Linked DNA regions of Homo sapiens: region 2 is linked to region 1. Evidence: read pairs that join two places in POLR2A ChIA-PET (ENCODE). Cell type or tissue: PC-9. All regions are shown on one strand. Each heading gives the region's core, and the rest is flanking DNA. Links, peaks and the distances in the headings are about the cores only.

Evidence for each region. Peaks named below come from ENCODE experiments on the same cell type or tissue, not always from the same donor. Only the 100,000 strongest peaks of a DNase experiment are listed, where the experiment ranks them.
Region 2: POLR2A ChIA-PET joins it to region 1 with 5 read pairs; 4 of 35 experiments call an interaction of 5 or more read pairs at or near these places.

Annotation. Positions count from the first base shown.
Region 1 is chr19:47,547,447-47,551,831 of GRCh38, reverse strand. ZNF541 (zinc finger protein 541) reads left to right here. Exons shown (of 17, transcript NM_001277075.3): 4 at 2,347-2,587. Among named protein-coding and RNA genes, the nearest start is that of ZNF541, 24 kb to the left of the region's middle. In PC-9, for the core only: no CTCF peak of the experiment used is centred there; a DNase peak (open chromatin) is centred at 2,191.
Region 2 is chr19:47,658,854-47,663,238 of GRCh38, reverse strand. All of the region lies in intron 1 of BICRA (BRD4 interacting chromatin remodeling complex associated protein), which reads right to left. Among named protein-coding and RNA genes, the nearest start is that of BICRA, 52 kb to the right of the region's middle. RefSeq lists enhancers at 1,386-1,885, 1,886-2,387. In PC-9, for the core only: no CTCF peak of the experiment used is centred there; a DNase peak (open chromatin) is centred at 2,628; H3K4me3 peaks cover 366 bases; H3K27ac peaks cover 3,737 bases.

The DNA of each region.
Region 1 (4,385 bases), core at 279-4,278:
GTGCTATGTATGGTTCACGCCTGTAATCCCAGCACTTTGGGAGGCCAAGTCAGGAGGATTGCTTGAGTCCAGGAGATTGAGACTAACCTGGGCAACATAGTGAGACCCCATCTCTACAACAAATAACAATTTAAAAATCAGCTGGGGTGGTGGTGGCCCGTGCTACTCAATAGGCTGAGGTGGGAGGATCACTTGAGACCAGGACTTAGAGACTGCAATGAGCTGTGATCGCACCACTGTACTGTAGCCTGGGTGACAGAATAAGACCCTGTCTCAAGAAATAAAAATAAAAATTAGCTGGGCATGGTGGTGTGCACGTGTAGTCTCACCTGCTTGGGAGGCTGAGTCAGAAGGACTGCTCACGCCCAGGAGTTCAAGGCTGCGGTGAGCTATGATTGCGTCTGTGAATAACCCCTGCACTCTAGCCTGGACAACATAGTGAGACCCCATCTCTATCAAGAAAATAATAAGAAATAAGAAGTTAAAAAGGCAGGCTGGGCGCGGTGGCTCACACCTGTAATCCCAGCACTTTGGGAGGCTGAGGTGGGTGGATCACCTGAGGCCAGAAGTTCGAGACCAGCCTGGCCAACATGGTGAAACCCCATCTCTACTAAAAATACAAAAGTTAGTTGGACATGGTGGCAGGTACCTGTAGTCCCAGCTACTGCAGAGGCTGAGGCTTGAACCTGGGAGGCAGAGGTTGCAGTGAGCCGAGATTGCGCCACTGCCCTCTAGCCTGGGCAACAGAGTAAGACTCAGTCTCAAAAAAAAAAAAAATTAAAAAAAAAAAGACAGTCTAATCCACCTTTCAGGTCAATCTAAAAAGTAGAAAAATCTTTTATTATTCCTTCATCTAACATACAGTTATTGAGTGCCTGTGAGTGCCAGAATGGGAACTCTCGCATCTGAGAACACAGCAGTGAGCAAGGCCAAACCCTATGTTTCCAGTGGTGTGAGGTCAGCTTCCCTTTAATTTTCATTCACCAAGCCTAGCTCTACAACAAATAACAATTTAAAAATCAGCTGGGAGTGGTGGTGGCCCGTGTAGTCCCAGCTACTCAGTAGGCTGAGGTGGGAGGATCACTTGAGCCCAGGACTTAGAGACTGCAATGAGCTGTGATCGCACCACTGTACTTAGAGCAAGACAGAAGCAGTCTGCTGTCTCCTGTATACACTGGCCCTTCAGATATTTGAAGACGTCTGACCTCTCCAAACTGAATATTCCCAGTTCCTTTAACTATTTCTTGGGTGATGTGATTCATAACTATATATTTTATCATTTTATCCAAGGGATACATAAAATATAAACAATTTACCTATACAAAAAGAGGAAAATAAAACCAGCTAATAATCCTACTAGTCCATCTGATTCTTTCTTTCTTTTCTTTCTTTCTTTTCCTTTCTTTTTCTTTTTCTTTCCTTTCTTTCTTTGCTTCTCTCCTTATCTTTCTCTTTCTCTTTCCTTCTTTCCTTCCTTCCTTCCTTTCTTTCTCTTTCTCTCTCTCTCTTTCTCTCTCTCTTTCCTTCCTTCCTTCCTCCTTCCTTCCTTCCTGTCTTTCTTTCTTTCTTTTTCTTTTTCTTTGACAGAGTCCCACTCTGTCGCCCAGGCTAGAGTGCAGTGGTGCTATCTCAGCTTACTGCAGCTTCCGCCTCCTGGGTTCAAGCAGTTCTCGTGCCTCAGCCTCCCAAATAGCCGGGATTACAGACACACACCACCATGCCCAGCTAATTTTTGTATTTTTGGTAGAGACGGGGTTTCACCATGTTGGCCAGGCTCGTCCTGAACTCCTGACCTCAAATGATCCGCCTGCTTCAGCCTCCCAAAGTGCTGGGATTACAGGTGTGAGCTACCACACCCAACCCAGATATTAGGTTGTTTATAACATTTCACCAGGAAAAGCAGTATGACAGTTTACTCCCTTGCAGCTAGATCTTTGTACAAAGCTACATTTATTTCCTTATGTGAAAACCCCAAAAACAGAATTGGCTGGGTGTGTGCAAGGATTTCTACTTTTCCAAGGTTTTGGATAATATATTTCTAATTGCCGTTCCAAGAGTACCAGGTGATGGTGTGGTCATAAAGCCCAGCCCATTGTGGTCATGCTGCTCTGGAAGGGCTTCAGTCTGCAGTCATCCCTCCACACGTGGCACCAAGTCCGGGTGCCATCCTGCAGGGCTTCTGTTCCCCTCACCTGCTCCTGAACCTTGTTTACTTTGTGTGGAGCAAGAGTTCTCGCGCAACACTTACAAGGCCACCATGGTTCTAAGAGGTGTAGAGTGCCTTAGTCGTGCTTTTCGCTTGGTTGCCTTGGCTGTGTATAACCTGTGCTTTCTCCCTCTGTTTAGACCTGGGGCTAGGTGTGCTTAAGGCTAAAGAGGCTGACGAAGGAGGAAGGGCCACCTCGGGGAGTGCCAGGAAAGGAAAGCGGCAGCACAGTTCCCCTCAAAACCCACTTCTGGACTGCAGCCTGTGCGGGAAGGTGTTCAGCAGCGCCAGTTCTCTGAGCAAGCACTACCTGACACACAGCCAGGAAAGGAAGCACGTCTGCAAAATCTGCAGCAAGGCCTTTAAGCGCCAGGACCACCTGTATGTGGGAGTCTGGTCAGAAAAACGTCTGTTCAGGGGCTGGGGGTGGGGACATGTTCCTGGGTCTTCTTCCTATTCTCCCAGATCAACCTGCTGTCTCGTCCTCTGTTGGGTTTTCCAGACGTGTATTACCTCTGCTCAGCCGCAGCCACAGCCACTCCATGCTTTTTTTTTTTTTTTGTCTGTCATCCGGGCTGGAGTGTAGTGGCATGATCTCGGCTCACTGCAACCTCCGCCTCCCGGGTTCAAGTGATTCTCCTGCCTCAGCCTCCTGAGTAGCTAGGATTACAAGCGCCCGCCACCACACCCAGCTAATTTTTGTATTATTTTTAGTAGAGACAGGGTTTCACCATGTTGGCCAGGCTGATCTTGAACTCCTGACCTCAAGTGATCCTCCCGCCTTGGCCTCCCAAAGTTCTGGGATTACAGGTGTGAGCCACCGTGCCCAGCCCACTCCGTTCTTCTCACACCATCAGAGCGCAGGGAAGAGAGTGGGCGCTGCTGTCCCAGCCCCTAAATTCACGCCTGTGAGGAAGCCCCTGCTTCTGTTTGCAGATGGGCTGCTTGTGGGTTAAAAACGCCTAACAGCTGGCTTCTGAGTCAATTGTGTCATGGGAGGAGTTGGGCTAACTTTATAGAGCTATGTCCTGAGTCTCTGGTAGGTGTCTGAGGAAAACGGATCTGTGTTCTCTGTGTTTTGGGATAGCACGAGACAGGAAAGATGAGACGCCTGCTTCTAGAACATGGCAATGGAGAATTAACCCTTGTTTTTCTTTTTTTTTCTTTTTTTTTTTTTTTTTTTGAGATGGAGTCTTGCTCTGTCACCCAGGCTGGAGTGCAGTGGCACGATCTCGGCTCACTACAACCTTCACCTCCCAGGTTCAAGCGATTCTCCTGCCTCAGCCTCCAGAGCAGCTGGGACTACAGGCGCATGCCACCCCGCCCAGCTAATTTTTGTATTTTTAGTAGAGATGGGGTTTCACCATATTGGCCAGGCTGGTCTCAAACTCCTGACCTTGTGATCCACCTGCCTCAGCCTCCCAAAGTGCTGGGATTACAAGCGTGAGCCACCGCACCCGGCCCCAGCTTTGTTTTTCTTTTCTATTTTTTTTTTTGTTTTTTTTTCTTTTTTAAAAAACTCATTCTTTTCCTTTTAACTTTTGACTTAAAAAGTGTCAGGAGCAAAATTTCCTTTTTTTTTTTTTTTGGACAGTCTTGCTCTGTCACTCAGGCTGGAGTGCAGAGGTGTGATCTCAGCTCACTGCAAGCCTCTGCCTCCTGGGTTCAAGTGATTTTCCTGCCTCCTCATCTTGAGTAGCTAGGACTACAGGCATGCACTATCATGCCTGGCTAATTTTTGTATTTTTAGTAGAGACAGGATTTCTCAAGTGATCTGCGTGACTCGGCCTCCCCAAAGTGCTGGGATTACAGGTGTGAGCCACCGCTTAATGTCTTGGAAATGATAAGCTTGTCTTGCCTGTGGGGGAAAGAAAGACACATGTTTTTCAAACCAGGAGACCTGCAAGTGGGAGATGAAAGTACTTAGCATTCTTATGGGGCTCCTCCCTTTCACAAGGGGCTTTGACTAATCCATCTTTCATCTTATCCTCTCACCCACACCTACCCCAGGAAAAGGAGCCAATTTGCTCATGTCACAAGTTGGTAATAGCTGGGGGTAGAACTTAGGTCTCCTGATTCCCTCTCTGTTGCTTCCCTCAGACAGAGGCTGAGGGTGAGCCTTTGGGGAAAGACTTTATGATTTAGTCCACATCGACTAGGACTGTCCAGAGCAGGGCTG
Region 2 (4,385 bases), core at 241-4,240, 110 kb before region 1:
TTTTTGTATTTTTAGTAGAGACAGGGTTCACCACGTTAGCCAGGCTGGTCTTGAACTCCTGACCTCTAGTGATCCACCCGCCTCAGCCTCCCAAAGTGCTGGGATTTCAGGCGTGAGCCATCGCGCCGGCCTGACTGTACTCTTCATAACTCTTCATGGGCTGCCCGCCTCCAAACTTGTTAATCCTTATGGTTTAAGCCACTATGTGGTTTCCCATTATTTGCAGACAAATACAACCTGACGCAAAAAGAGCTCCCATTTCTGGATTTTCTTTGCAACCCATGGCAAGGCCTCTCACATGGGTCAAGGGCTGTTCTTTGTGGGTCACTGATTAAGAAGAGAGGTCAAACAAAATGTGAGAGGGCTGGTGGAAAGGGGATCTGAAACAAAGGCCACTGTGGTTGATTGCAAAGTGGCCAGAAATTCTCCTCCCTCGTCCCACACTCTTTGCAGCTCCTCCTATTAAGAAGTGGGGTCTATGACTTCAGCCCTTGACCCTGGGCTGGCTTCTTGACTTGCTTTGGCCAACAGAATGTGGTGAAAGTGATGGTGTGTGATTCTTTTTTTGAGATGGAGTCTTGCTCTTGTTGCCCAGGCTGGAGTGCAGTGGCATGATCTCGGCTCACTGCAACCTCCACCTCCCGGGTTCAAGCGATTCTCCTGCCTCAGCCTCCTGAGTAGCTGGGATTACAGGTGCGTGCCACCACACCCGGCTAATTTTTGTATTTTTAGTAGAGACGGGGTTTCACCATGTTGGTCAGGCTGGTCTTGAACTGACCTCGTGATCTGCCCGCCTCGGCCTCCCAAAGTGCTGGGATTACAGGCATGAGCCAAGGAGCCTGGCCGATGGTGTGTGATTCTGAGCCTGGCACACTTCCAGTCTTTGCCCAGCTGCCAGGTGAAGAAGCCCAGGCTGGCCTGCAAGAGGATGAGAGCCACGTGCCCATCACCCCATCACCCCAGCTAACAGCCAGCCAAGCCCTAGACGCAGTCACCAGCTGTCCAACAGCTGACTACAGACACCCAGCCCAGGCCAGAAGCACCTAGCTACGCCCAGTCCAAATTCTAACCGTTGGGATCATGGTTTTCTTTTTTCTGTTTATTATTATTTTGATTTTCTGAGACAGGGTCTCGCTCTGTTGGCCAGGATGGACTGCAGTGGTGTAATCACAGCTCACTGCAGCCTTGACTTCCTGGGCTCCAGGGATCCTCCCACCTTAGTTTCCTGAAGAGCTGGGACTATAGGCGCACGCCACCACACCTGGTTAATTCTTTGCAGAGACGGGGTCCCACTATGTTGCCCAGGCAGGTCTCAAATGCCTGGGCTCAAGCGATCCTCCCATCTTGACCTCCCAAAGTGCTGGGATTACAGACATGAGCCACTGTGCCCAGCCAGGGCTGTGTGTTATGTAGTGACAGCTCACTGATACAGCTCTCTCTGGGGACTTAGGAACCAAGTTTGACCCCACATCTGACTCATCCAAGTTTTATCCATCCCACCTCCCATATCTCTCCAGTCAGTGCCCTCCTGTCCATGACCACTATTCTGGCCCAAATGTAGTAAATGTATTTTCTCATCACCAAGCCTGGGTTCACATTTGGCTTATTGACATCTGGCTGCTCCTGCCATTAAAATACTCAAAAGCTGACCTACCGATTGGTAAATAAATGCTGCCCAAGCAGCCTCAGCTCCTCCTATATGCCTGCCCCACACTGGACACCGAGATGCCATGTGTAAACGACCATAGAAAGCCCTCCTCCCCGGCCCGGCTCCCTCTGGCCTCTGCTCCTCCCCGCGAACCCCCTTCCTCGCTGGCCACCGACTGGACCTGCCCCAACTACGAGTCCAACCTCTGCCTGGGCCACGTGGCTATGAGCCCTGGTGTTTGGGAGTCTGGGCATTTGATGGGTCAGATTCTGTCCCATGAGCCCTTGGCTACGGCCACCTCTGACTTCATCATCTTCGTCACCCCAGCCAAGGTTGCTGAATGCTTACTAAGTACTTCGTCTTTTTTTTTTTTTTTTGAGACGGAGTCTCGCTCAGTCACCCAGGCTGGTGTGCAGTGGCGTGATTTCAGCTCACTGCAACCTCTGCCTCCCGGGTTCACGCCATTCTCCAGCCTCAGCCTCCTGAGTAGCTGGCACTACAGGCGCCACAACCACGCCCAGCTAATTTTTTGTTTTTGTATTTTTAGTAGAGACGGGGTTTCACTGTGTTAGCCAGGATAGTCTCAATCTCTTGACCTCGTGATCTGCCCGCGTCAGCCTCCCAAAGTGCTGGGATTAGAGGCGTGAGCCACCACGCCCGGCAAAGTGCTTCATCTTATCATTTCATTCTCACAGCAACACTATAAGGCAGATGCCATTATCCTCATGCCCATTACACAAATGAGGAGACTGAGGCCAAAAAGGGTTGGGTACTTGCCCAAGGTCACCCAAGAGCCAGGATTTGAACCCAGCTGAGACTCCTAAGCCCGTGGGAACTACATGATGATGCCAGCCTGGCCATCTCTCCCTCCACCCCCCACAGCAGGGGTGTACTACAACAGGTTCCCCACCTCTGCCACTCACCCGGCCAGGTCCTCTATCCCTTTAGTTGTCCTGAAATGCCTCGAATGAGTCATTCCCGTGAACCTTGGTCAGACAGACAAATGAGGTGATGTGTTCACCTGGTACGTGGACTTAACATGCTATGACGCCTAGAAGTTAAGCTCTTAGGATGTATTTCCAAGGCCTTTGTAGTGAGTTGAATGGTGGCTCCCACCACAAAAAATATGTAAACATCCCAGAACCTGTGGATGTGGCCATCCTTATTTGGAAAAAAGGGTCTTTGTAGACATAATTAGATTAACAATGTTGAGATGAGACTGTCCTGGATTATCTGGGTAGGCTCAAAATCCTATGATAAATGTCCTCTTAACAGCAAAGGAGAAGTCACAGAAGAACAGAAGGCCATGTGAAGAAGGAGGCAAAGCTTAATGTCACGTGGCTACGAGCCAAGGACCACCTAGAGCTCCGGGGGCTGGACCAGGCGAAGAAGGCTCTAGGCTCTTCCCTAGAGCCTCCTGAGGGAGCACAGCTCTGACAACCCCAGTGGCCCTGCTAACACCCTCATTTTGGACTTAGGGCCTCTGGAACTATACGAGAATAGTTTTCTGTTTTAAGATCCTGCATCTGTGGTATTTGTTACAGCGACAATGGGAAACTAATGTACATGTAAGTTTCTAAGACAGAGACGCATACAATACGTACAGAGTATAGAAGATATATATGTAGCCTGGGCAACACAGTGAGACCCCATCTCTACAAAAAATTTTACAAATTAGCCAGGTATGCTAGTGTGCACCTGTGGTCCCAGCTACTTGGGAAGCTGAGGTGTGAGGATTGCTTGAGCCTGGGAGGCTAAGGCTGTGGTGAGCCAAGATCATGCCACTGCACCACAGCCTGGGTGACAGAGGGAGACCCTGTCTCAAAAAAGAAAAAGAAAGAGAGAAGAGAAGAGAACGTGTGTGTGTGTGTGTGTGTGTGTGTGTGTGTGTGTGTGTGTGTGTGTATGCACCACCATGTACAGCTGCACAGGTTGTTCACTGCACAAAGGAATCCAGACAAAGGGGCAAGTGGGGCATCAAATCCAGTCCAGGTTCTGCTCACACCTATGAGCCCCAGAGAAGGGTGGCATCCACATGGAGAAAGGAGTCCCCTTTCCCAATTCATACAAAGGACACACCACAGAGTCATGCCCTCTCGGACAAAGCACCATTTTCAATTGCATGAAAAAGCCCCGTAAGAGCTGGCTGGGCCCTGGATATGTAGCCGCTTGCATGATGTGTCTATTTTAAAGCTAGAAAAGGAAAACAGGGAAAAAAATGTTGATTCTTCACCCACCTCCACCCCTGTTGGGAAAGACAGAGAAAGAGCAATTTGAAGAGCAATTAAAATCTACACCATCTTTATTTTTAGTGACCTTTAGATCTCTAAAATCATTGAATTAGTTTAACCAAATAAAGTGGGCCCCATAAAGCTTAGATTGCTCATAAAGCGACTGATGTCTGGCTCTTAAAAGCCTATTTTATACAGGTAGTTACAAACTAGAAATGTTTTATGCATCTTCTCTTTTCCCTTTTCACCATTCGACGCTGTTCTAAATACAGCTATAAAGCTGCAGTCTTGCCAAGAAAACCAGGTATCTCAAAAGGGTTTGGATTTTTCTCAATGCTGGCTTATGAGAAACAGGAAAAACCCTGGGAGAGGGTAAAGTACAGGCATTCGGGGTGGGTGGCGGAAATACAAAAGAAATGATTATGTTCACCGGACACAGGGACTCACACGTCATCAGGCAACGAAGCAGGCTTCGAATTCAGGGGAAAAAAATGCAGCTAAGGGAA